Regions from separate parts of the Homo sapiens genome. Here region 1 is linked to region 2. The links are chromatin loops, found by intact Hi-C in ENCODE. Cell type or tissue: gastrocnemius medialis. All regions are shown on one strand.

What was found. Hi-C counts contacts between places; a loop is a spot of excess contacts. Peaks named below come from ENCODE experiments on the same cell type or tissue, not always from the same donor. Only the 100,000 strongest peaks of a DNase experiment are listed, where the experiment ranks them.
Region 1: it touches region 2 in a loop (2.2-fold over the local background); 1 of 110 quality-filtered maps calls a loop at or near these places.

The regions. Positions count from the first base shown.
Region 1 is chr6:14,439,348-14,443,347 of GRCh38, reverse strand. All of the region lies in intron 2 of LOC105374942 (a long non-coding RNA gene), which reads left to right. All of the region lies in intron 1 of LOC101928331 (a long non-coding RNA gene), which reads right to left. Among named protein-coding and RNA genes, the nearest start is that of LINC01108, 160 kb to the right of the region's middle. RefSeq lists an enhancer at 1,234-1,932. In gastrocnemius medialis, no CTCF peak of the experiment used is centred here; DNase peaks (open chromatin) are centred at 1,737 and 2,240; H3K4me3 peaks cover 462 bases; H3K27ac peaks cover 1,738 bases.
Region 2 is chr6:14,538,440-14,542,439 of GRCh38, reverse strand. No RefSeq gene overlaps it. Among named protein-coding and RNA genes, the nearest start is that of LINC01108, 250 kb to the right of the region's middle. RefSeq lists an enhancer at 1,716-2,286. In gastrocnemius medialis, no CTCF peak of the experiment used is centred here; a DNase peak (open chromatin) is centred at 1,969; H3K27ac peaks cover 2,224 bases.

The sequences.
Region 1 (4,000 bases), 99 kb after region 2:
TTATTTGAAATGCTTGGGACTTAGAAGTGTTTCAGATTTTGGATTTTTTCAGATTTTGGAATGTTTGCATACGCGTAATGAGATCTTGGGAATCTCAGGCCCTATGTCTAAACACAAAATTCATTTATGTTTTCCATGCAACTTATACCCATAGACTGATGATAACTTCATACAGTTTTAAAGAGAATTTTGCACATAAACAAAGTTTGTGTCCTTTCGTATATGTGTCTGGAATTTTCCACTTGTGGCATCCTCTCAGTGCTCAAAAACTTTCTGAGTTTTAGAGCAGTTTGGATTTTGGATTAAGGATGCTCGAATTGTACCAATATAACAAAAAAGGGAGCAGCAGGAATTTAGGGATTCGATGGGAAAATGTGTAAGGTGCAGTGCGTTTTTCTTTGTGCCAATGGGAAGGGACAATTTGTCCACTTCCTGGAATTCGCAGGAAAGCCCCTCAGAGCAGGGTTAATAGCAGCCTGTATTTTTGAAAGACTCTGTGTTAGTCAGATAAGGAAAGTTCAGATAAGATTTTAAATATTCTCACCTCTAAACAACCTTTATGCCAAAGCTGTCATCCCTTTAATACATATATGCATGCATATACACATGTAAATATATATTATATAGGTATATATACATACACATATGATTTATGTATACCTATATAATATATATTTATATAGGTATACACACACGGGATATTCTATACTTACACCACTTATGGCAATTATTTTTAAAATCTCCCTGCTTTTTCTCTTGTTCATCTCTGCCCCCTCCCAAGATCCTGGCTTGCCCTCCTGATGCCCGCAGGGTCAGGACCAGATCTAGGAGAAATGAGGAAGTCGCAAAGTGGCATGTGTAGACTGCGTGGTTTGCTGAGAGCCTTCAGTATGATGACAGGGTAGCGCTAGGCTCTTAGGTCCGCCGTGAATCTAAGTGCAAGTCAGTTATGCTTGGCTCAAGCTCTTTACCCTCTAAGTAGATTTCCCAGGGAGTTTCAGAAACACCAGCACAGGACGGAGGAATTTTCCGAGAGTGCGTGCTCCTGCATTAGCGGGTGTACGCAAGAGCCAGAGAAATCTGGGCTCTCATATTCACTGGGCTCCCACTGGCTAGAAAACTCAGGGTCTAAACTCCAGCGAACATTCTCAAAAGAATCAAAGAACCTCTCTACCTCTTCCTACATTGTGTGGCCACTGTTGACTCTCTCCCACAGCACTCCCAGAAATTGTTCTGGATCTTTCCTAGAAGACAGCTTAGGGACATTTATCTTTCCCCTGTCCTCCTTGGTGACAGCATGTGTGGACCACTCCCCACTGGTTGGCATCTCATCTCGGCCCCTTTGCCTCATTTCTACGCTGCAGAGAGTTTCCCACAAAATTTTCCCACAAATTTTTTTTTTTAGCATTTAGCGGGGATTTCACCAGCAAAGCAAAAGACTCTGCCTGCAGGCTGATTGGTTGCAAAAGAAAAGGTGAAGACATTTCTGAAGAATGGTCCCATTTGAGAAGCGAAAAGCAGCCCTGGTCAAACTTGTGGCCTAGTCCCCTGTGAGTGTTTTTGTCGCTCAGTAGACTGCTTCTGCCACTGTTTATCCAGCACAGGGAAGGTGCTTTGAATAGATGTCTTTGCTGACACGGATCCCTTTGCTTTGTGAATAGGGCGATTACTGAACAATGAAGCTGTTACATTAGGAGCAGGAGCTGGCTGGAGCCAACAAATCTCCTCTACGTTTACAGAGCTATAATTATCCAAAGTTTCAAAACACAATGGTATCTGCTGAGAGGGAACATCTGGGAGGGAACCAAGCCATCCCAATTAAAGGAGCGATGCACAGCCCATGGACTGGATGAGTCCGCATTAATGGGGTGGTGATTTTTTTAGATGTCACTCAAGTTAACAAATGTGCTGAAAGGTTTAAGCAGAACAAATGTGCAGGGGGATAAAAAAATCACATCAAGAAGAGAGATCTGTTTTATAAGAACATCTACAAATTGGTTGCAGAAAGCATTCCAGGCTGCTGTTATGAACACTAATCAAGAGAAAAATGTTTCATGAGGTTTTTCCCATATGAAAATAAAAGCTTTTTCCAGTTGCCATTTCATTTCAAAATAAATTCTTTTAACCTCCAGAGGACCCCGCGTGACAGAGTGGGGTGGGAGGACAGCATTGTGGGGAGGTCTGAGTGGTTCGGGGTTATGGGGCTTGTGCCGGCACTTAGGCTCACCATAAAGATTAGGGGAAATTGGTTGTTTTGAGAGATTGGAGACTTGATCCTATAAATAGATTTGGCCCAGATAGTAGCGCTGGACTCCGCTTTGCCAATGAAGTTTACAGCATGCTCTCCGCCGTAACAATCTGTCCTAAAATGGGTATGGGCCACATGCTTAGGGCTCCTGAGCACTTCAAGACCTACAATCTAAATCAAGGGTCTATTGCACCTATTACATAAGTTGAGGGCAATTCTTCCAGGTTAAAAAAAAAAAAAAAAAAAACTAAAAGAATAGTTATGAGGGCAGTAACAAAACCAGACAAAAGAATCTCTTATTCATCATCTTATACCTCTGGGAATGTTTGCTCTAATGGAGTGAGAGTTCCATCGGGGGCGGGGAGTGGGGCCAGCATAGAGGATTATTTCTTCAATTATGCTTCCTTCCCATCTGTTTGGGGGCACTGCAGCAGCATCACACAAGGACTCAGCTCAGTTCTGAAGGCAGAATCTGGAAAATGATTTGGGTCATCACAGGCTATACAGCAGAGCCCACAGTAGGCTAAATCAGGAAAGTGGGGTGTTGGACAGGTTTTTCCCAAGCTGTCCTTTTCTGGGCTTTTGCTGATGCTCCTGCTGCAATGGGGTCCCTCCCCACTTTCAGTGCCCTGTTGGTCCCCCTTCTGATTGTTTCCCACAGAAGTACACTAAAACATGCTGACAGAGCACTTGCTAGCTTTCACTTACTCCAAAGGGAGAAAAAGTTTAAGTCTCTTTATCAACTTTCCCATAGGTATTTGCATGATTATTGCCGCAAAAGCAGTATTATAGCAACATAAAAAATGAATAATTAAAAACAGTTACCAATTAACCCACCACCCTACTACCATTTGAGTACCCCTAAGCCCATTTGTTCGCTGAGCCTTCACCTGCTTTTTCCTTTCTGCTTTGTGAAATATTTGCCTATTTCTAAGTTTTACTATGGAAGGTAATACCACCATCAACACGTGCATTCTTTTTAACCTTCTGTGAAAGATCTCTCCAGAAATCTTGGACCGATGCACAGTACTGGGAACTGAATTGTGCCAAAATTCATATGTTGAAGTGTTAACCCCCTGTATTTGGAGATACAGATGTTAGAGAGGTAATTAAGGTTAAATTAGGTCATAAGGGTGCAGCCTAAATCCATATGACAGGTGTTCTTATAAAAAGAGAAAGAGAAAGCCGAGATCTCTCTCTTCCTCCATGTACACAGAAGAAAGATCACTGGAAGACACAGAGAGAAGGCGGCCATCTGCAAACCAAGGAAAGAGGCCTCAGGACAAATCAAATCTGCAATGCCTTGATCTTGGACTTACAGCCCCCAGAACTGTGAGAAAATCAATGTCTGTTGTTTAAGCCTCCCCGTCTGTGGCATTTTGTTATGGTAGCCCAAGTAGACGAATACACACAGTGTTGGGGTTGAAAGGTTAGGAAGAGAAAAGCAGCCTTTGACATTAGGAGCAGGCCTGGCCCTCACAGCTAGCCCATGTGTTCTCCTGCTGAACACAAACAATTTCACAGAACTCTAACATCAGATAAGGCCACTCTGAGGCCACGAAGGGTCAGGACAAGAAAAAGGCCACCGCACAATCGTGTCTGAATCCAGACAAATACACAAACCACAAAAATGACCCAGGCATCTTCCTATCCTGGATAAATGAATGACTGCCACAGCTTTCTTACCCATTTTAAGCTTTAGCCTTGCTCTAGTTTTTTTTCGCCTTCTAGATTAGATTTATTCATAGAACT
Region 2 (4,000 bases):
TCTTTTGTAGCACAGTTCTGGTTTCACCTCTCCTGGTCACCCCATCCTCCCTAGTAGCTTCAGTTACTGTCCCCTGAGCACCAGAGGACGACTGCTATGCCAAGCCTCACGTGGCTGCCACTGAGGGCCACAATAAAGAACTCACAGGCTTCCTGCTTTGCTTAGAATGTTTTGTATTTAGGGATATCTATTATACAGAGGCAGTTCGTGTTCTTCCCTCACCTACTATATCCATTAAGTACTCTGTGCCCAGATTTCAACTAAGTTTTCTTGCTATAAAATACTAACAAAAGAATTAAGTTATGCCCACATGGTGCTACCCTCCTTTAACCTCAGAAACCATGTGATATTTGACTTTGTATCTCCAGTCTTGAACAGAGACTCAGAAATATGGTAGACACTTAAACATTGATGAATGAACGAACCAATGCATGGTTTTGTGGTAAGAGATTTTCTTCCCCTCTACATGACCACATTTTCCATCTCGTGAAGCTCAATTAAGATGGTTGAAGATACAGACAGGTGGATGTTCAGGTTTCTTCACAGCGTTCCTGGGATCATACTCGAACCTACAGGACTCTCAGCAGAATCCTGGATACAGGCACACCCTTGCTATTTTCACAGAAGGTGGAGAACTGGACCCTATTTTCCTTTTCTTACCCTGCTTTCTTGCTTTTCCCGGGGCAGAGAGAGGTGTTGAGCATTCTATAGGTACATTTTTTGATATCAGGCCATTTACAGTCTATTGTCCAAAATAAGTGGCCCACATGCCTCTGACCCTCAAGGGACTTGTTCTGGTTGCCTTACCCGTACATTTTAGTGCTTGGTCATATTCCGTTTAGAATGTCATGCCTCATTCTGTGGTCTTTCGGCTGGTTTTGTTTATTGGCTGTTTGTTTTGTTTTGCTTTTTTCTTTTATTTTTAAGGGCATTCTTTCTGATTAGGCAGAAATTCTCAGAAGGCATGCATTGAACTTCCCACTGTCTTCATCAGAGCTGAACATAGGCCTAGGCAAACAGCAGGTGCTCAGTAAAAGGTTGAACCAATGGAATCAAACAAAACCCTATCTTTCTAATTCATCTTCCTCCAAGCTTCTGCGATGACTAAGTCCAGGATGTAGCAACATAATCCTGAGTGTGGATTTTTAAAAGGGGGAAAATGAGAAGAATGGCAAGGTAGACAAAGATAGCAGGCACAAGATGAAAATACCAAGACTGACACCCACCCCACCTGGCCCTCAGCTCCTGATGAAAAGAAACCAAAGCCCTCGGATTCACTTCAATTGCTCTCTGGACCTGAAATGACTCCCTCCCCCAGGCCTGTAGGAAAATTCAATTAAAGGGTCCATCTGCGAGGCAGCAGCTGAAGGGGAATGACAGTGGGGAGGCCCACATTTTCATAAAAAGCTCTTCTCCTCCTAGCCCGCCCCCTCCTCTATGCACCCTCCCCTGCTTGCTTATTAGGCCCAACCCTTACCTCTAAACTGCAATTCTCTCCAATTAGGCGGGCTCAGAGGAGCAGCTTTCATCTGCTCCTTTCAAATGCGCGCACGGGAAAGACTGGGTACATCCCACAGACACGAGGCTTGCTGGGAGAGAGCGAGAAAACCCGCAAAAATAGCCCACAGAGGCTGGGAGCTAGAAGCCCCCTAGCCCAGTTAAGCCCCCTGCCTCAGTGGGCTTAGTGGCCGTGCACTGCTGGGCATGAGTTCTGCAGGCCATCCAAACCGAAAGGCAAGACACTAGTATTAATACTACTAATAATAAAAAATCACGACCAGGCAAGCTTTCTGGGCTTCAGTGAGAAACAAAGAGAAAGGCAGAAGGGAAGGATTAAATGGGATGACCTCCAAAACAAGCCTTCACCCTCCTGAGCCTTCTCACCCACAGGGCTGCCTGCCTGCATTAGTGTTTGTTTTGGACAAAGGGAGCCGGGCCACGCTGCTGGCCGCAACGATGGTGGCTCTGGCCAAGGGGCAGGTAAGAAATCCACCATCCTGTGACTCACTGTCATCTGGCAGGGTTGACTGAGGCTATTTTAAACATGAAGGATGGCCCTTCCAGGGAGTGAGTGCCTCTTCCTTCTGTCCACATTCCCTTCAAACCCACCAGTGCTCATGACAGTCCTGTGGGGCAGGACTGAAGCACAATCTCCACAAAGTCCTCCCAACCCTGAGCCCCAGAATGTCCTGCGGTACCCTCTGAGGACTTCTTATCTACCTTGGCAACTTCTCAGGCCTCCTTCCCACTTCCTTCTGCCCCCTTTTGATGATCCGTGTTGAGAGAACATAGGTAAAAGGGCGGCTCATTGCCCTCCTTTGTACCTAAAGCTGGAGGAAGCAGAATCTGGCACATGAGAGTTGACTTAACATAGGCCCGTATGAGGCTGGGCGCTGGGACTGGTGTACATATTTGTCTGCTCGGGATTTTTGCCCTAACAAAGCACCACAGCCTGGGGGGGCTTCAGCAACAGAAATGTACTTTCTCATGGTTTTGGAGGCTGAAGCCCGAGATCCAGGTGTCCACAGGCTTGGTTTCTCCCGGGGCCTCTCTCCTTGGCTTGTAGGTGGCATCTTCTCCCTGTGTCCTCGCGTGGTCTTCCCTCTGTGTGTGGCTGTTCCTCCTCTCCTCTTCTTATAAGGACATCTGTCCTCTTGGGTTAGGGCTCCATCCTAATTACCTCGCGTTAACTTAATTACCTCTTTAAAGAACTTATCTCCAAATAAGGTCACATTCTGAGATACTGAGGCTTATGACTTCAACACATGAATTTTGGGAGGGTTGTGGGGGAGACACAATTCAGTCCATAACAGTATGCCTTGGTTGTTCTGCCTAAAAAATGACCTATTATTTACCACTTTAATCACAGGACTTCAGAAGTTTTAGGGCTTCGAGGAGACATCAACTTTTCCAAGGACTGGAGCCTTCTAAGGAAAGGTCTTCACTCGTTGGTATTAGTGTGCTCCCAATTTATTAAGTGTAAAATAGAATTGGGACACTGCTCATAGCTACTATATAAAATGAGATAGAGAGGATCCTATCACGTGAATTCTATTAATTTAATCAAGACATAGTCCAGAACATCTATTTCTGGCCCTGAAGTAGCTAATGTACCTCAAGGATACATACAAATGGAGTAAACTCACCTCCCTTTCTTGGTCAAAATCCATCCAGGTCCCACCAGCCTCTTGAGACCCCTCATCATCCTTCAAATGTGGCCTCGTTCCACCTTTTTTTTTCTCTGAGCCTTTGCACAGGTTGTTTCTCCTTCTTGAAATGTCCTTTGCCTTCTTAGAACTGCAGAGCATTACAGAAGGAAAGGGGAGACTAGATTAGTCATAAATATTCTCTGGCTTCCGTTCTGAGAAGTCGGCTGTCCTCTCAAATTAGACATTAGACTAGAAAGGCTTAAACTCTTTCATTCTTCCAAGACTGTCAATGTCATGGGATTCCAGGGAATGCCTAGCCCACATTTCTCTCTTTTAAATGAGGGGCTTATGCAGACAGGCCTTTGATGACCGTGAGCTCCAGCATCCTGGTCACCCTCTTTCAACAGCTTGGGCCACACTCTAAGCTTGACTCCTCTGGTGAGCTGGGGCAGTGGAATGGCTAGAGATGAATGAAACAGTGAAAAGTGATATGGTTGGTGTGATGTTAATGATGTTTGTTGTTGTGATAGTGTTAGAATAAATTATTTTTTATTTTGGCGTTGTAAGTGTTCAGTATACTTAGTAGTGCTATCAATTATATTGAACACAGATCATAAAAAGATACTCATCTGGTAAAATATTAACAGTATGGTTTGGCAACTGTAAGTATGTTGAGCTACAAAAAAACTACAAAATCTATTCTGTTGATTGCGTTCATGGGAAACCAGAGTCTGCTAGAATTGTGTGTGTGTGTTTTTATTTATGGCTCTTTTCTTCCTTTTCAAGCATATCACCTGCTAGTCTTCAAAAAAAATCTCACTCCCTGGAAGAACCCTAGCCTTGGAACAACC